Regions from separate parts of the Mus musculus genome. Here region 1 is linked to region 2. The links are chromatin loops, found by intact Hi-C in ENCODE. Cell type or tissue: left cerebral cortex. All regions are shown on one strand. Links, peaks and the distances in the headings refer to the core of each region. The heading gives the core; the rest is flanking DNA.

Region 1 (8,548 bases), core at 160-8,159, 59 kb after region 2:
CTCCCTATAATCTCACATGTCAAAAGAATGAAGGGAGAAGAAGGCATCTTCTTAGCAGTCTTTTGAGATGTAATTTGAGAGCCACCAAAATGGTATATATGGCTGATATCAAGACAATTGTGACTTTCCCTTGAAAAGCTCAGCACACACACACACACACACACACACACACACACACACATATATTTTTCTTCCTTTGTGACTCTTAATGAATCCCAGTCATGCACTTGGGTCTGTCTTATTTTCCTGTGAGCTCCCCCCTTTCTTTTAATCTTTATTTTAGAGCCCATTTTAAAATAATCCAATTTTACTTTATGAACTGATAGTCCTGAAATTCTTTTCTGCCTTGAAGCCAAACTTGAGGCCCATGGAAAGAGTCTCCAGACCATGAGTATGGTGACGTGGAACTCTGTCTCAATCCCCTTCACCACCGACAAACCTAGGCCCATTTACCTAAGGGTCCATAGCTGTCACCGTTCACCCTTCTGCTTGTTGTCACAAAGTCCTCTGGCCTTATGGCTTCTCATAGTCTTCGCGCAGATTTTCCTGCTCCTTCCCGCTTTGGCTGGTGTCTTTCTCACCAGGATGGCTGCAATGGCCTCCCAGCTAGCCTAACTACTAACAGCTTGGCCTCTTTCCCTTTGTTCTCTGTACTGTAGTGAATAAGTTGTCCAAGCTGCAAACCTAGCCCCCCCCCCCCCCCGTCCTGCTTGGAGCTCTCACTTGGTCTCCCATGGCTTGGTGGTCCCTGGGTGTACACACCACACATGGTGTGCTAACCATGCCCTAGCTTAACCCTCTGGCCTCTAGGTTCTCAAGCTTAAAACATCACCTGCCTGGGATTGAAGAGATGGCTCAGCTGTTAACAGCACCTCTTGTTCTTACAGAAGACTCAGGTTTGCTTTCCAGTATCTTCCTAGTACCTTGTAACCCAGTTCTAGGTGCCTCCTTCTGTCCTTTCTGGACACAAGGCACACATATGACACGCTCGTACCTGTAGGCAAAGCACTCATTCACATAAAATAAAAACCAACCTTTTTCTTTAAAAAAGCCACGCATCTCGGTGACTGTGCAGGCAGGTTACGGAGAGAGCTGGCTGCCTTCAGCCAGTTTTCATGGGGCGGGATGAGGGATGCCTGAGATGGTGCATTTCTGATAAGTCCCCTGGTGCAGAGCCATCCTGTGAGGACCACTGCTGGCCTGAGCCTTGTCGCACGCACGCATACTTGCAGACCCCTCAAGGGACCCACCATGCCACACTTTGATCCTTCTGCATCTACTGTTGCCTGTGCAGGAGTGAGGCTCCCTTTGTCTCCCCTTTCAAACACAGCTAGAATGTTGCTTCCTAGGAAGTTTCCTCTGTCAGCACCCCCACCCCAATGCCTCTGTTTCTATGGCAACTTGTCTATGCCTCCAGGAAGACTCCATTCCCTGCACCTAAGTTGTGATTTTATTTATGTGCCCCCATTAGCTCTCTAATAAAAGACATCATCTGTTGTTGTTTTTTTCCCTTTTGGGGGAGGGGCGGGCAAGGAGGATGGCATTCAAGACAGGGTTTCCCTGTATAGCCTTGGCTGTTCTGGAACTGGCATTGTAGACCAGGTTGGCCTGGAACTCAGAGATTCATCTGCCCCTGCCTCTAAGTGCTGGAATTAAAGGTGTGTGCCACCCCTGCCCGGCTTTCTCATTCTCCTTTCTATCCCTGGCACCTAGCTCCGTGCCTGCTCAGTCCTGAACATATGAAACATGTTGTATGATTTAATCCTTCTTCCACCATTACAAAGAAAAATCCTATTTTGAATTGTATTTGTGTTAACTATTTGTTTGTTTGTTTTAGCTCTTAAAACATGTCTGTGGTATTTTGCTTTTAAGTTAACAAGATCTTTGAGTACAAAAGCTGTGCATCTAAGAGTACTAAACTTCTAGACCGAGTTGGTGAGTGCTCTGCATCTTGCTGCTTAACTCAAACAGTGAGAGCCTCTTCCCACAGAGGTTCATGCTTGCCTACAGATAACTGACTTTTTACGCCTGTAGTCTGACATACTTCCAGTCCATTTCAGCCTTCAGTGCGCCCCTCTGGTGTGTTTTCAGCCTTGGCTTTGTCTAATGGCTGGGGGAGGGGTAAGCAATAGAGCAGCCCATCAGGGCAAGCCTTTTTTAAATTTTATTTATTTATTTTTTTAACTGTAAGACAAGCAAAGATTAGTGAGCTGTAAGCTTGCAACTTCCACGTTTCTATCCAGAAGTGGATAGCTAATCCCTCATGTTCCTTTTTTATATGCTTGCATTGCCTGGGTAATTTCCAAGAATATGGATTTTATTGCTTGCGTAGCCGTCCCCCTCCCCATCTCAGATTACAAGCTCTTGCTCAAAATGTCAAGGTCCAAGTTCTAACAAAGAGCTCTCTAGACCAGACTGCCTCAGACTGTGGGCATTTCTTTAAGGCCTTCTCCTGGAACAGTGTGCATTCAAAGGGAAAAGCCCTTTCATCGTCTCTGGGAAGATACTGCGGGCTCTTGGTGCTACGCAGTTCCAAAGAAGTCCCCCTCCTGGCCCCTTTTTCCTTTCCCAGGCTCTGTGTGATGGACTGCTCCAGATCCTGTTCTTGGCTTCGAGCCCCAGCAGTCTGTGTCCGCAATCCCATAAACAAGCAGAGGACTAGCCCTTCAGGTGGATGGTGGAGACTGAATTAAGTATTCTTGCCTCTCGTGCCCGGTCACAACAGCTGGCCCAACAGTTTAGAACATCTGGGGTTTTCATTGAGCTGCCCTGAAAAGAGATCACAGCTTCGTACAAGTCAGAGGAAGCCCCCAGCACTGTGGTTGTAGGCTTCTCTGAATGTTTTGCTCATGCAGCATGAGAATTATGTGGATCCCCTAAAACTGTGGGTGTAGGTATTTTATAGCCATTCATGTAAAGGAGCAGAATAGATCTCAAACTAGAGTCCGTTAGTGTCTCTTAAATATATAACTATTTGGAGCACAGTTCTGGAAGGATGCTCAAGCCGGTGACAGAAGAAGGAGAATTAAACAGCACTCAGGGGCCGTCCGTCACCTTTGCTTTATCCATGCACGTGCTCAGTGATTAGTATAGGCCCTGACTGTCCTACTGTCTGACGTGAGGTGTTGTCATTCTTTCCAGTCCTGTGTACACATGTAGGCAGGACAAGGCCATACCTGGTATGGCAGGGAAGCTCTGAGGACAAGGGGGCCTGAGTTCATCTTCTACCAGGGCTTTTCTGACTCTGAAAGGGGAGCTGCCTGTTAAGGTGGCCACTGTGGGAGGAGTTGGGGAGCAGGCAGGGTAATGTCTGAGGAGCGATGGGGGGCAGGGAATAATCTGCACAGACTCCTTGCTTACAGTTGGCTTTCATGTGGTTTCGTGGACCCCACAGTTTGCAGCAGTTAGTAACATCAGTCATTGGTTAGATCAGGCAAGGCCTGCAGGCTCTGGGAAGCCAAAGAACCCTTCAGGGATTCCTGCCCCATCTGAGGACACAGTGTAGTCTTCTCAGTGGCCTGTGCAGCCTGACACAGCCTGGCTACTGTGAGCCTCTGAGCTGTGCTTCTCCGTTCCTGGCACTTTGTGTCCCGCTTTGTCGCCATCTGTCCGGGGCCTCAGTCCAGATGTCTGGCTTCGGCTAGGGTGCTGTTCGGACATCCGCCAGTCAGCTCTTCCTTCCTTCATGGTGCCCAATGAACATGTATTTTTTTCCCCTTAATATTTATTTTGTTTTTATTTATGTGTCTCTCTGTGTGTATGCTCCAAAGAGGATGTTTAATCCCCTGAACTAGTGGGGCTTGAACTAGTGGTTGTGAGCTGCCCAACAGGGGGTACTCAGACCCCATGTCTAGTCCTCTGTAACAGCAGCAAACTCTTAACTAATGGAGTCATCAGATACTAATCCCTGTCCCTCTCGTGGGTTTGCTCTAGTCACTCTGCAGTACCTGCAGTTGCCTTCCACTTGGCTTTCTCTCCTCACTCTGCCCTCCTCCCTGGCAGCAGCCCTGAGCAGCCCGCTCATCTGTGACTTTCTATTGCTTGTCTTTCCTTGCGCTGCCCTGCTAGCGTGTCAGTGCTACAAAGCAGGCACTTGTCCGCTCAGTTCCCTGACTTGTCCGAAGCCCTCCAGTGGCTGCATTGCCGGTTGTAGTTGCCCAGCAGGCTCTGCCTTTCCCGAGTTGTATTATGGTACTGTGCAGCACCAGGGCTAGAGGTCCCTAGGCAATATGTACTGGGGCCACAATTAGATGGCCTTGTGACTATGTAAAGGGAGAGACATTGGCCCTGGCCTCCATGGGAATTGTCCTGTTTACAGAGTCGAGTTTTGTCTGTCATGCCATCTTATCAAGACCATTCTGGACAGTTGTAAACTGGGACATCAGAGCCCAGTGGCAAGAGTAGGATTGATTCTCTGTTGGTTGAATTTTCTGCCAGCTCATACTTTGGCAGGAATTGTACTCAGGGACTTTTTTTCTCCTGAAATAACTCCCCACCCTACCAAGACAGGTGTTGTATTAGTGGCTGTACATAGGATACCTGTATAAGCTGGCTACCCATCTGCCAGAGCTGCAGTGTTGGCTCAGAAAAAAGGAGAGTGAGAACAAGTGAGCTTCTCTGCTGGCTCATTGGTCTGTCCAGGGAAGGCGGTAGGTGCGCCTCGCCTGCCTGTTCCAGCGGAGGTTTACATTCTCAGAACGTTAGTCCGCTGTTGGTGAGGCTGTTGGTGAGGCTCGGCTTCCTGCAGTGCTGGTCGGGAACTTTGTTTCAGTCTGGACAGATCGCAGGTGAAATTGCTACATCTTAAGCAAACAGGAGTAAGGAGTGCTCGTTTAGAAGCCGCTTAAGAACTTGGATGGCTGGGCCCTGGTATGTAATTGCTTCTTTTTAGGAATACAAGTAGCAGAGGTGACAGAAATATATGATGATGGTAAAATAATTTAGTTTTCAAAAATACAAAACGTGAGATTTGCTTCCCAGAGAATTCAGTTAGCAGCCAAATACTCAAACAAGAAAAACATCCTTCAGAATTTCTGCTAGGTCCAGCCAGCCCTGAGAACAGCACCCAGAAGTCGATTCTGTCTGCAGAGCAGTAGGTTTTATTTCCCCTGTACTGGGAAGTTGAAGACGGGGCCCAGTGTGTGCTTGGAAAGCACTAACCACTGAGCAGCAACCCAGACCCACATTGGAATGTTGAAGGGCCATAGTTTCCAGGTATAAGACCAATTACCCTTCACACCTCCATCCTGTCATTACCGGAAAACACTTCTCAGTAGTTCTCAGTTCTGCCCACGTTTCCTCCATATCCTGGACACGATCAGCTCCTGCCTGCTCCTCCCTCATCTTCCTTTGGATCCCTGTGGATCCAGACGTCTGCAACCCACATGGTGATTCTTCTCCTCAGTGCCAGCCTGTCCCACCCACTCCCACCCACCACTCAGTCTCACAGATGGTCCCTGAGAATCCTCCTGTCACCAGGGTGATGAATGGGCGCCTTACAAGGTCCAAAAGTGCCGTGCCACACTTGCGTCTCTGATTGCATGCCAGCCCCTCCCATCTGCTGTTGTTAGCCACACAGATTTGGTGACTTGTAATTCTCTCCTTACCACGGGGCAGTTTTATTCTTTCGTGACCTGAAAGTCCTCTGAACTGTAAGAGCTATGTCTGTTTTTTCTTATCTCCTTTTATCTTGAGACGTGTAAGGTCAAGTATAAAGTTGGGACTCAAAGCGACTTGGAATACTGGAAAGGTGGCTTTTTGAAGTGTCCATTTCGTGCCAGTTGGGATGGGACACTGTTCCAGTCCAAAACAATGGAGTCTGCCAGGATGAAAATAACTGGATATGGAAGAAGAGCTTTTCCACTTGACAGTGGGGCAGATGCATCCTTCTGGAATCACCCTGTGACACCCGAGACTATTTTCCTTTCCAGTTTTGCCAAAGCATCAGTTGTGCTGGCTCTGGAATCCAGGTCTAGCTTCCGTCACTGTACCACTCTTGGTTCCCATGGGGCCATTCTCAGTTCTGGCAGAAGAATGCACCTTGGATGCCTAGACATCAGAGGAGCAACTTAGAGTATTAGGGCAAGCACTTCCCAGTGTTTCCACTGTGAGCTGGTCTATATAGAGAGGGCGTTTTAGACATTAGGGGACACACAGGATGAGCATGCTCAATCTGAAAAACCATAGGTTTGTAAGTACCGCTCTAATGGCTGAAAGGTTTTGGATTTTCATGCTAAAGCTGTTTAACTGTAGTAACCAGCAAAGTCTATGCAAATATACCCCAATTCAGTAAACTCTGAAATATGAAATACTCCGTCCGGTTCCAAGCATTTTAGTAAGGGTAATATGCAGGGCTGGAGAGATGGCTCAGTGGTTAAGAGGGGCTGGAGAGATGGCTCAGTGGTTAGGAGCTCTGGCTGCTCTTCCAGAGGACGTGGGTTCAGTTGCCATGTATACATCCATGTGGCAGTATATATCTATAACTCAGTTCCAGAGGATTGGATGATCTCTTCTGGCTTGTATGGGCACTGCAAGCAAAATGCCCACACACATAAAAATAAGTAAAATATTTTAAAAAAATCTTTTAAAAGGGAATATTCAGTAGTACCTATTCCCTGAGTGACACAACTCAAGCACAGGCCTGTGCAGTGCTGGGAGAAACATTGTTTCTAAATGTATTCTGCTATCTGTTAAATAAGAGTGATGTCAAGTATCTATCTACTGCATGGAATTGCTGTGGGATACTTCAGGTGAACATTATTCTGCACAGATGCAATTTAATGCAGGCTTATATTTTCCAGGAGTTATGCTTTAAAAAAAGATAAAATTAATTATAAGTTGAAATTTGCCAAATAAAATCTTAACATTTCAAAGCAGAATAAATAACGAAGCACCAGCTAATGGAATGGCCTATATCCTTTTCATTCCTCCTAGCTCTCGGAACCTGGCTGGTGCGCATGGAACAAGCGCTTGCCTTTGCACCTCAGTATGAGCTTGTTGCCTACCAGGTGATCACTGGCTACCACACTGTTAGTACTGGTTTTGGAATGGGGCCAGACATGGTGGCACATGCCTTTAGTTCCAGTACTTGGGAGGTAGAGGCAGATAAACCTTTGTGAATTTAAGGCCAGCCTAAGTCTGCAAAGCAAGTTCCAGGCCAACCAGGAGATGAGACCTGGTGAGATATGTCTCAAAACAACAAGTGTCCTTAGTAGGACCTTCTTGCTGGAGATGACTTTGCTTGCAGGACTCAGAAACCAAACTGGAACTGACCTGGAATCGTCTTTACTCATTAATGCTTGGCTTTCATAGTGACCAAAGTACTAGCTGGGCTGCTGGGAGGAAAAGGCATCCATGAGCTTACCCAGTGGTGAGCCCTGCATGCTGCAGTACCAACCTTAGAGGGAAAACGTGCCAGCCAGAAGTCATGGCTTGTCAAAGGCCAGTGGCTGACATGGTCGCAGGTCCTTGGAGGCAACGTGCTCCTGTTGTTCTGGGAAACGGACATGTTACCAGGTTTTCTTGTAAATATGTGTTTTTATTCCACTAGGTTAGTGTTACTCTCAGTCTTGATCTTTTTGTATTAAGCGATGGTCAGTAAAAATTCTTATTTTTAGTCAGGCGGTGGTGGTGCACACCTTTAATTCCAGCACTTGGGAGGCAGAGGCAGGTGGATTTCTGAGTTCCAGGACAGCCAGGGTTATACAGAGAAACCCTGTCTTGAAAATCAAAAACAAAACAAACAAACAAAAAAAGATTCTTATTTTTTTTGAGAGAATGTTTTATTTATTTTTGAATTATTTATTCATTTTATGTATATGAGTACACTGTAGCTGTCTTCAGACACACTAGAAGAGGGCATCAGATCCCATTAGAGATGGTTGTGAGCCACCACGTGGTTGCTGGGAATTGAACTCAGGACCTCTGAAAGAGTAGTCAGTGCTCTTAACCAATGAGCCATCTCTTCAGTCCCAGTGGCAGCAGTGGTTATCTGCTTAACACGTACACAAGATCGTGCCAGTCTTATAATTACAGCAGGGGGGAGGGGAGGGGTGGGGAAGGGGCTCATGATGATCCACCCCTACCTGAGGGCTGTTGGCTTAGGAGGAGTCAGTTTGTCTTTGGGAATGTGGCCCATCCTCAGGCATACAGCACTAACTGGACTCACTGAGGTAATTGTTAGTGAAAGAAAGAGAGAGGACGTGGAGATGAGGGGGACATATGTTTGGGGAGCCTGTGGGAGAAAGAGGGAGGTTCCTCATGGATACAGATCATTGTATAAATGTATGATAATTTAAAAATTTAGTATCTTGGGGCTGAGAGTATAGCTTAGTGATAGACACCTGCTTAGCTGTTTAAGAGGCCCAGAACTGGCCCTAGTACCAAAACCAGAAATGAAAATAGCGACTTAGCTCATATTTAGCATCCAACTAAAGTATTGTTACTCATTTTACAACTTCAACACTTTGATGGACAGACATTCGTGCCAACATTTGCATACACTGCTGTGTGGGAAGAACGTGGGGTTCGGTTTTGATTCTATCTCAGT
Region 2 (8,548 bases), core at 360-8,359:
AGCACTAACTACTCCAGCTCATTCCAGTTTGTGTTTTCACACATGGAATTGTGGAGTGCATATAGTATTACAGTTATACTTTGTGCTGTGGAGTGCTTTGTGGCTTCTTCTCATGGATGGGTCTATGCAGGGCAAGCCGTTTGATAAGAAGGTCTGTGCTGCTTCCTCTCGGTTCCTGGATTGGTGGCAGAGATTTAGTGGCTCTGTCCTCGTGATAAGGCAGGGTAGAACAGCATTCTGTGTGTGAGTCTGCTCAGCATCACCAAACATTCATCCTTCTAAGCCTTTAGAAAGCTCAAGAACTCATAGAAATAACCCTGTTGTGTTGTTTGGTACCAAGATGAAACATAGCCAAAGCTTGGGGGATTAGGACTGGGAAGGTTCCCAGAAGTAAATCTCAGACTTTCTGGATGATATTCCACCATGGCTTTTTGACAAAAGAGCAAGGCCTCAATGTAAGGCTCAATGATGACGTGTGTGTGTGTGTGTGTGTGTGTGTGTGTGTGTGTGTACATATCTATCTACCCACTCACCCACCCATCCATCCATCCATCCATCCATCCATCCATCCATCTATCTATCCATTCATCTACCTAGTGTTCTGTCTGTCTATCTGTCTGTCTGTCACCTCCCCCTTTTTAATCCAGACTCAATGTGTTTTCACACCTCTCCAGGTGAGCATCAGGCAGGGACAAGAAGTAGCAGACAGAGTGGCAGCTCAAAATGACCTAAGTAATTGTGGGTGGTCAGGAAAGTAACTGGCTTTTAAGTTCCTTCTGGGATTGGGCCTCCTCAGAGAGTGCATGGCTGGGTGGGGGTTGTGTGGCTGGCTTTGCCATGCTCTGGGGGCTGGATCCCACGGCCTGTTGCAGAGCCATTAGTGGGTTCAAGGGGAGGTGCATGGGTGGGGATGAAGTCAGAATTGTGGGGCAGGTGATGCAAGCACTTCCCTGAAGAGCCATCCCACTGCCTGGCCGCCTACCTGCTGACACCACCCAGCATGGCTTGTGAACGTCACGTCAGTTCATTGCCGCACAGACACTTTTAATTTGCACAAGCCAGAAGATTTACACTGGGGTTGAGATAGCAGAAGACGAAAAACCCAGTGGGTTAGTTCAGAGCTCTGACTTTGTTTCTGTTCCTCACCCTGGTGTGAGATGGCTAAGCAACAACAGGGCTAGAGTTCAGATCTATTGACGGCATACTTGCCTTGGTACCAGAATTTCTTCCTTTTGAAGTAGTTTAAAGTTTAAATTTTCTTCTTTCTATGTATGGGTGTTTTGCCTGCGTCTGTGTCTGTGCTGATAGAGATATCAGATCCCCTGAAACCAGAGTTACAGACTCTGGGGCCGGGAATGGAGTAGTACATTAAGAATGCCAGTGCTGGGAACTGAGCCTGGGTCCTCTGGAAGAACAGCTAATGCTTTAAAGCACAGAGTTGTCTCTCTGGCCGCTCCGTGGCTTGAGCTTCTGAAACGGGGTTTTTCCTAGAGGTCCACGGTGAATCTCCTTCAGCCACACCGTGGACCTCTGTGGTATTGAAGATGCGGCACTGAGGAGCGTCTGCAGCAAGCTGTGTATATTTAGTCCTAGGAGTGAGGATGCTAGACAAAGAGCTAGGTAGAGTGCAGTGTGGAGGAACTGGAAGGTAGCACGGAACAGTCTTGGTGTAGATGACAACCTGTAGTTTATGCATGGCATCCTGCTGTTACTACCGTGGTGCAAACGACCACGAGATGGTATAAAAACCTGTGAGTTCTGAGGTGCAGAAGGAGGAAAGAAACTAAAGAAGCATTAATGGAGGGAGGAGGCAGAGGCTATGATGAGGCAGGTCTAGCCTGTAAATCCAGTGAACTTCCCACCCTGAACTGACCTGAGTTACCCTGCAACAAGCATCCCCACCTCCTGCGATTTCAAGGCACCCATATGTCGCTGTGTGTCGCCTGTCACTTCATCTGGAAGAAGAGCATCCATGTGGAACATCAGTGGCACCTGTCTTGAAAACTCAGGGCCACTGTTGGTGAGGGGACACCAGTTCTTTGCATAGGGTACCCTCTGGTCAGATGGCCTTCCCAATCCGTGCAAGCAGTTTAGCAGGGGAAGGTGTTTTGATTTGGGGCAGGGTAGACAACATGAAGAATGTGGTTTTGGGATTGGGACACCAAATGGCCACATTCTGGGACTTTTTATCTGGGTAAGGTTGGGCTGGTGCGAGCATTGTGTATCAGGCATTTACAGAGACCAGGGAAAGGAGAGAGGTATGAGTAGAGCTTTGTCAACAAGAAACCTTGACACAGCCAAAATGGATAAGGAGCTTTTCTCAGTGTCTCCTGTACCATAAACTCATTCCCTTATCCCACTAGTGTTGAGAATATCAGGTACTCTGTAGGCTAAAGGACACTTGTAGGTCAGCCTTTAATTATTACATTAATCACAGTATGGAGTAGTACATTAGCTTCTGAAAAGCATGGAGGAATTACTCCAAATCATTTAAAATGCGTATCGGAAGAAACACATTTGTGAATATAAATAAAAGCATTATTTATAATATCACAAAAACCTGTAATTGATCCAAGCATCCCTCGCGTGGTGAATGGTGGAATACTACTCAGCCACAGAAAAGGAGTGGAATTCTGAATGTATATAGCAGCATGCATGGACACGCAGAAGCATTGTGTACATCCAATTAGATGATACTCCAGTGCAGACAAAAGTAGTCTGTGCTTATACAAAGCAGATGGATGAATGTCTGGGGCTCAGCATGTAGGGGTCAACAAGGGAACTTTGTGGCAATCGTGTACTGACCTTGACTGTAGAGATGGTTGAATGGTTGTATACACTTGTCAACACACTTAACTCTACATGCAACAGGAGTGGATTTTAAGTGAGTTGTATATCAAAGTATTTTTTTAAAGGCTCATGTTTAAATGTAAGGCAACTCCTTATAAATTTTGTTATCAATTATAGCTTTTTTTATCGGTAGGAAGGAGTTCAAGTTTCAAAGCATGTAAAAGTGACGTTTTAGATTATAATCTGTGCAAAACGGGGAACTGTTCATATGCTCAGGCTATCACTCCATTTTAATTCTCTCTAAACAAACTTCTGGATTCTATTATTTTCAGAGGGCTTTGGAGACCATTTTAAAGTGCATGTTTTCCCAGGATTTTCCTGTACCTCTTTGGCAAGCTTCATACTTACATTGTTTCAAAAGTATAAATAACAGCAGAAGAGAGCTCTGTTTTTGGCATACTCCTTTGTCCTTTCCTGTTGTCCTGATTCTTTTATGTTAAATCAGCCTGCAGTTCCCGTCCCTTCTGCCTTTGAACTTAGAACATGGGCTCCCGGTCCTTTGCAGGCAGACCCAATGAAGAGAAAGCATACTGTGCATGGCAGAAACTGGGTAGGACAGAATGCGGGTGCCTGCCTGCCCAGAGCGAGGGTAGTGAAGTGTGGGAGCAAATTGCTACTTGATAAGCACTTTGGGTTTGGAAATCTGGTGTCACCCACCTGTGTCCCGTGTGGTAGCGCCTATTCTTTATCCTCCCCCCCCCCGCCCCCTCGCTCCTCCTCCTCCAGGTCCTGTGGAGTCAGCTACTTAAACTCATGGTCTAAGACCTCAAAATTTCACAGTGATCTGTCGTCACAACAAATCTAAAATAATAAAAGGTAATTATGTTTCTGAAGGTACCAGTCTTTTGCATGCTTAGGACTGAGTGTGCATTAAAGTGGGCTATTGAGTTTTTGAGGGGAGGGGACTGGGGTGTGATAGTGTGTTCGGGTCTAGGGCCAGGCTGTATGTGGTCTACCCTACGGTTGGTGGCCTGGACTTGCCCTTTTCCTAGAAAAAGCAGATCAGAAAGAACAGGCAGTTCTGGCCCAGCTTCTTGACGATCACCTTTAACCCCCTCAGTGCTGACATCTGGGCTGATGGAGCCCGGGCCCTCTTGGGGATGTGGTGTAGGTCAGGAGGCTTGGGTGTTCTGCCCATCAGGGCCCTGAGGAACCCTCTGTTTTTGGGGAGATAGCTTATTTTGTGAGCTTGAGGAACTCAGCTCTGAGTTGAGAATGCCATTTCACAGGGTGTGATACTTAGCCATGTCAACTTCCATGAGGTTTACGGTCGCCTAGGCGACAAATCTCTGGGTGTGTCTGTGAGGGGTTTTCTGGGTGAGGTTTACTAAGATGGGAAGACCCACCTAACAGTCAATAAAAAGGAGACCGTGAACTGAGAGGGAGCAAGTCTCTTTATGCTTCCTGACAGCAGATGCAACCAGGCCAGCTGCCTCGGGCTTCTGCCGCTGTGACTCTCTGATAGAATGGACATCACCCAGTATCTGTGAGCCAAAATAAGGGCCCCCTTCCTTAAGTTGCTTTATCAGGTACTTTGTCACAGCCAGAGGGCAAGTAATCACTGCAGAGGGATGTCTAGAACATTAGATGTGATGAGGGAGTGTGGTAGGCCTTTGTAAACCCTTCTCTGTTGGGAAGCTGGCTTTGGACCAGCTGCCGTGGAGCCGAGCCGACTGCCTGGTAACGCCTTGTGATGTCTGGTAACGCCCTGTTCATTTTATAAATCCAGGGGACGCGGAGGGAACAAGGCCAGAATAATTTGCAGTCACAGGTGCTGCTTTGTTAGCAGCACAGCCTTTTTGAGATGGGGACAGTGTCCCTTCATTTCCTGGTTTGCTCTGCACGTCAGTTTAATACACAGGCATGTGACTAGAATCACAGACCATGGCTGCCAGGCTCCGAGTAAATGCGCTCACTGGAGGCTCATTACCTGTGATTGCAGACACAGGGAGGAGATTTGACTGTGGAAATGGAGCTTGATGTGCTATTGAAATAACTTGGCAGGTCGGTAGGAAAGGCGTGGGGGGTGAGTAGAAGGTGGGGGGGGGGCTCCCACAGTGATATCCCCTCCACACATCGGTAGCAAGCAATATTGTCCCATCTGATGAGACATGCACTGTATTTTGTTCTGCTCTACAAATAAGAAAACTCCTATCTATACTTATCACAAAGTGATGAAATTTTGGGGGATCATGATAAGTATTTTTTAAAAGCTTAATTGTATTATTGGTGTTCCAGCTTCGGACTTATTTCTGGTGCCCTATAAGTGGCCAGCAGCCTGGTCCCTGGGTGCAGATCTAGGCAGTGGGAGAAAGGAAACAATTATCCAGCAAATGCGAAGAAATCCTGCCAAGGAGCAAGAAAGACACCCCTCACCCCCTGGCCAATTACAGAAAATTGGTGTTTATAGGGAATTAAGTTGTCTGGTAATGATGCTTTCTCTTCCTTTGTCTGGTAGAGCCATCGTCAGAGCCATAAGTGAAAGAAAGCCAGAGTGTTTCCGGCCTCTGTGCTGAGGCGGTGACCCTGCCTGTAAGCACCCACCTTTGGGGGCTCAGCCGCATTGGGAGCAGGATTGAGCTTACTTCCAGGAGCCTAGTTGACCCTAAAATACAGTGAAGCGAGTGAGGTGTGTTTATTCCAGCTTGCTGGCTCTGCTTGCTATGCGGGAACTTGGTGTTCTGGTGTACAGCTGTCTGGTGCTAAAGATGACTTGGGTCTGGGTTGCAGCCCGTGTCGATCCTGGGAAACTCTCTTCCTATGTTGGGAACATTGAGAGGGTCCTGGGGTGTGACTCTAGTCTCAACAGCGCTGCCTTCTTACATCACTCTACCTGTCCTGGATCTGCTTTCCCACGGGAACAATGTCACGGTACTTTCTAGGCACCGTCTACAGTTTGTAATCTATCTTCTCACCCGAAGAATGGTATGGCACGTGACAGACATGAAGACATCTTTAGAAAACAAAGCTCTCCACGAGTGTAAACTGTGACTGATGACACACTCAGTGACCTTATCTGAGAGCTCATATTAGAGAGACAGTATTTGCATCTTTTAGGGGCCCATGTACCAAGGTAAAGCCGTGGCTTCCCTCCTTGAAGCCCTTTAGGGCACATCAAGATGCCTCAGGGGACTGAATCTAAGCATAACTGGATTTTATTTGCTTTCCACTTCTCCTTTGTTTAATCTGCTCTGTTCTTTATTTCCGAGTACTGGGAAGGATAGGAAATATGTAAGATTTTTCATATCAGTAAACAGAAATAAATGGGAGGCCCGTGGAAAGAGAGAAGAGACTATATTAAACATATTCAAAGCAAGAGGCAGGAGAAGGGAGTCTGTGAAAGTTGGCAGCCGGCAACCCCAAGGTTCGTCTTAAGAAATGACAGGCTTGGAGAGTGAAGCGCGGGGCTGTAGCATTTTTGGAAAATTGAAGTTAACACCAACGCTGCCCTTTCTTTGCTCGGCGAGACATATGGCAGGGACAGATTCCTGTGATCCTCTGCAGTCGTGTGACATTGGCGCATTTGGCTCGTTTTTTTTTAAAAAGGCTCAGCAAAGTCTTAGGAGACAGAACGCCTCTTTACCTCTTTCATCCTGTGGGCCCACGAGGAAGTTAATTCCTTTTTAACTTTTTGAGACATACTGGTTTCACAAAACAGGAAAATAAAGGGTCTCTCAAAGGACTGAGATAGACTAACCAGTCTGCAGAGTAGGCAGGAGCAGGCTGAGCGACAGGACAAGACAGGATGGCTGGCAAAGGGCGTGGTGAGGGCATGGCGGTGGTGCTGCATGCCTTGAGGCCTTGCATCGGATCCCCACCGTATGAGCATAGGATCACCTGCGGGAGGACACTGCAGAGGACTAGAAAGCTTATGGCCCATGTCAGAGCACCGGGGTGCTTCTGTACTGTACCTGTCCTGCGTACTGCAGAGTTCCTGGTCAGGATTCACTCACATGTGAGTATAGCAGTATGTGCTTGCTTTCCTGGAGCCAAGGAAAAGGCAGACAGCTTAAGAAGAGACTGAGTAATTAGGTTTATTTAGAAGGTGAGAGACAAATTGGCAGTGTGGATATCCAGGAGAACACAAATAGGTCTTTGTTTGTACCCCAGACCTTTAGAAATCATGGAGTCTGGGTGCTCCTAGATTATTCTGTAGCCACAGGAGATTTGACTGGCTTGTGCCAGACAGTCTCTATAATTGAATTCTTGGTGCCCACTGCATACCACCTCCTTCCCAGCATCCTCGGCTCCATTTGGTTTTGTGTCTGCCATGTCACGACTGGACCACGTTTTCCCTTCTCTGGCTTCTTCACGTTTCTTGGAGGACGGCTTGGGAGCAGCCCCTTGGCACACAGTGGTGTGCTCTGGGTGCTAGCCACGGCAGGACATCCGCTACAGGAAGAACTGCTATCCCTCTGCCCCCTCACCCTTGGCTGGTGGCCGTGCCCCCTTCCAGCTGCCAGGGGGTTCAGTTCCTTGCCTTTGTCTATAGGGTGGGGGAGGGGGGAGCACTACCTCCTTGGCTCCCCATCTTCATTTGGAAGCCAAAGTCGCTCCTCCGACGGGGCACTGTGTTGCCTAGGCATGCAGGTGGTCCATGGGAAGATTGGAAAGGGTTGCTGCTACTTGGTGTGTGGTGAACTGGCAGGGGAGTGTGGAGTGCCATTGCTTGTGGCTATGAGGGAGCTGTAGAAAGAGCATCTATAGTTAGACCCTGTGCTGAAGAGCCCCTTTCCACGTAGTCTGTGTAGACCCTGGAGACTATAGAAGCCGCTTCTCTCTGGATTAACTGTCGCAGCAGCCTCCTCTGGAGGATCATTGGCAAGTGTTGTAAAAGCCTCAGCTTCCTCCTGGTGTAAGTGAAGAAGAGCTTATCTGCCTTCTTGCCTGCTTATGAAATAACTAGAGGGTCACCCGTTCATCTACATAGTCAGTGTCCTACACCTATCTCTGCTTTTTTTTTGAAAAACTTGTTACCTTGGAAACAGTGCCCCAGCTTAGAAATTACATAAGGCTAGCTGTCTGGTTTTTTGTTTTTTTTTTTTTTTTTTTTTTTTTTTTTTTTGTATTTTGTATTTTGTATTTTTGTTTTTCTCCCCACAGGAAAAGCAGAGGAACAGGGGAAAGGTTATAGATTTTTTTTTTCTAAAATATCTTCAGGGGTTAGGAGAACAGGGTGGGGAAGGAAAGGGAGAGATGTGTTCTTCTGGTAACATTTGTAGAATACTCAGCTGAAGTTCTTTAAAGATACGATTTGGTTGGTAGCCAGTGAGCTCTAGCGGCCCATCTTCTCAGCGGAGGACTTTGCCTTCACATCTGGATGGAATGAGGACACTTCCATGGTTCTGAAAGTCCTTTGCTCCACGAGTGAGGAGCCTGGCATCCAGAGGTGACATGAGTCACACAAGGGCATTCAGAATCTTCTGTAGAATTCACCATTCCCGACTCAGATGCTGTCAAGGCCGAGGGAGGGAGGTGTCTGAGAATATTATTGTCTGGAAGTCAAGTAGCAGTCAGCTTGCTTGCTTGGTGAAGAAACAGAGCAACCTGGCCTCACGTTTTCAGTCCCTTGTTCCTGGCAATAAAAGGATGCTGTGCACGGAAATTGTCAAAAACATGCCTTCCCATCCAAAGCCTGATCGGTCCTCTTGGTAACTGTTTTGTCTTTTTGGTTTTAGTTTTGTGAAGTTCCTCTCAC

What was found. A loop is a pair of places that touch in the nucleus more often than their neighbours do. Peaks named below come from ENCODE experiments on the same cell type or tissue, not always from the same donor. Only the 100,000 strongest peaks of a DNase experiment are listed, where the experiment ranks them.
Region 1: it touches region 2 in a loop (2.0-fold over the local background); 4 of 42 quality-filtered maps call a loop at or near these places.

What each region holds. Positions count from the first base shown.
Region 1 is chr3:138,855,799-138,864,346 of GRCm38, forward strand. All of the region lies in intron 1 of Tspan5 (tetraspanin 5), which reads left to right. Among named protein-coding and RNA genes, the nearest start is that of Tspan5, 120 kb to the left of the region's middle. In left cerebral cortex, for the core only: CTCF peaks have their summits at 4,110 and 6,493; DNase peaks (open chromatin) are centred at 2,650, 3,575, 4,180, 5,402 and 1 more place; H3K27ac peaks cover 5,468 bases.
Region 2 is chr3:138,796,606-138,805,153 of GRCm38, forward strand. All of the region lies in intron 1 of Tspan5 (tetraspanin 5), which reads left to right. Among named protein-coding and RNA genes, the nearest start is that of Tspan5, 59 kb to the left of the region's middle. In left cerebral cortex, for the core only: no CTCF peak of the experiment used is centred there; DNase peaks (open chromatin) are centred at 954, 4,598, 5,746, 6,303 and 3 more places; H3K4me3 peaks cover 477 bases; H3K27ac peaks cover 4,938 bases.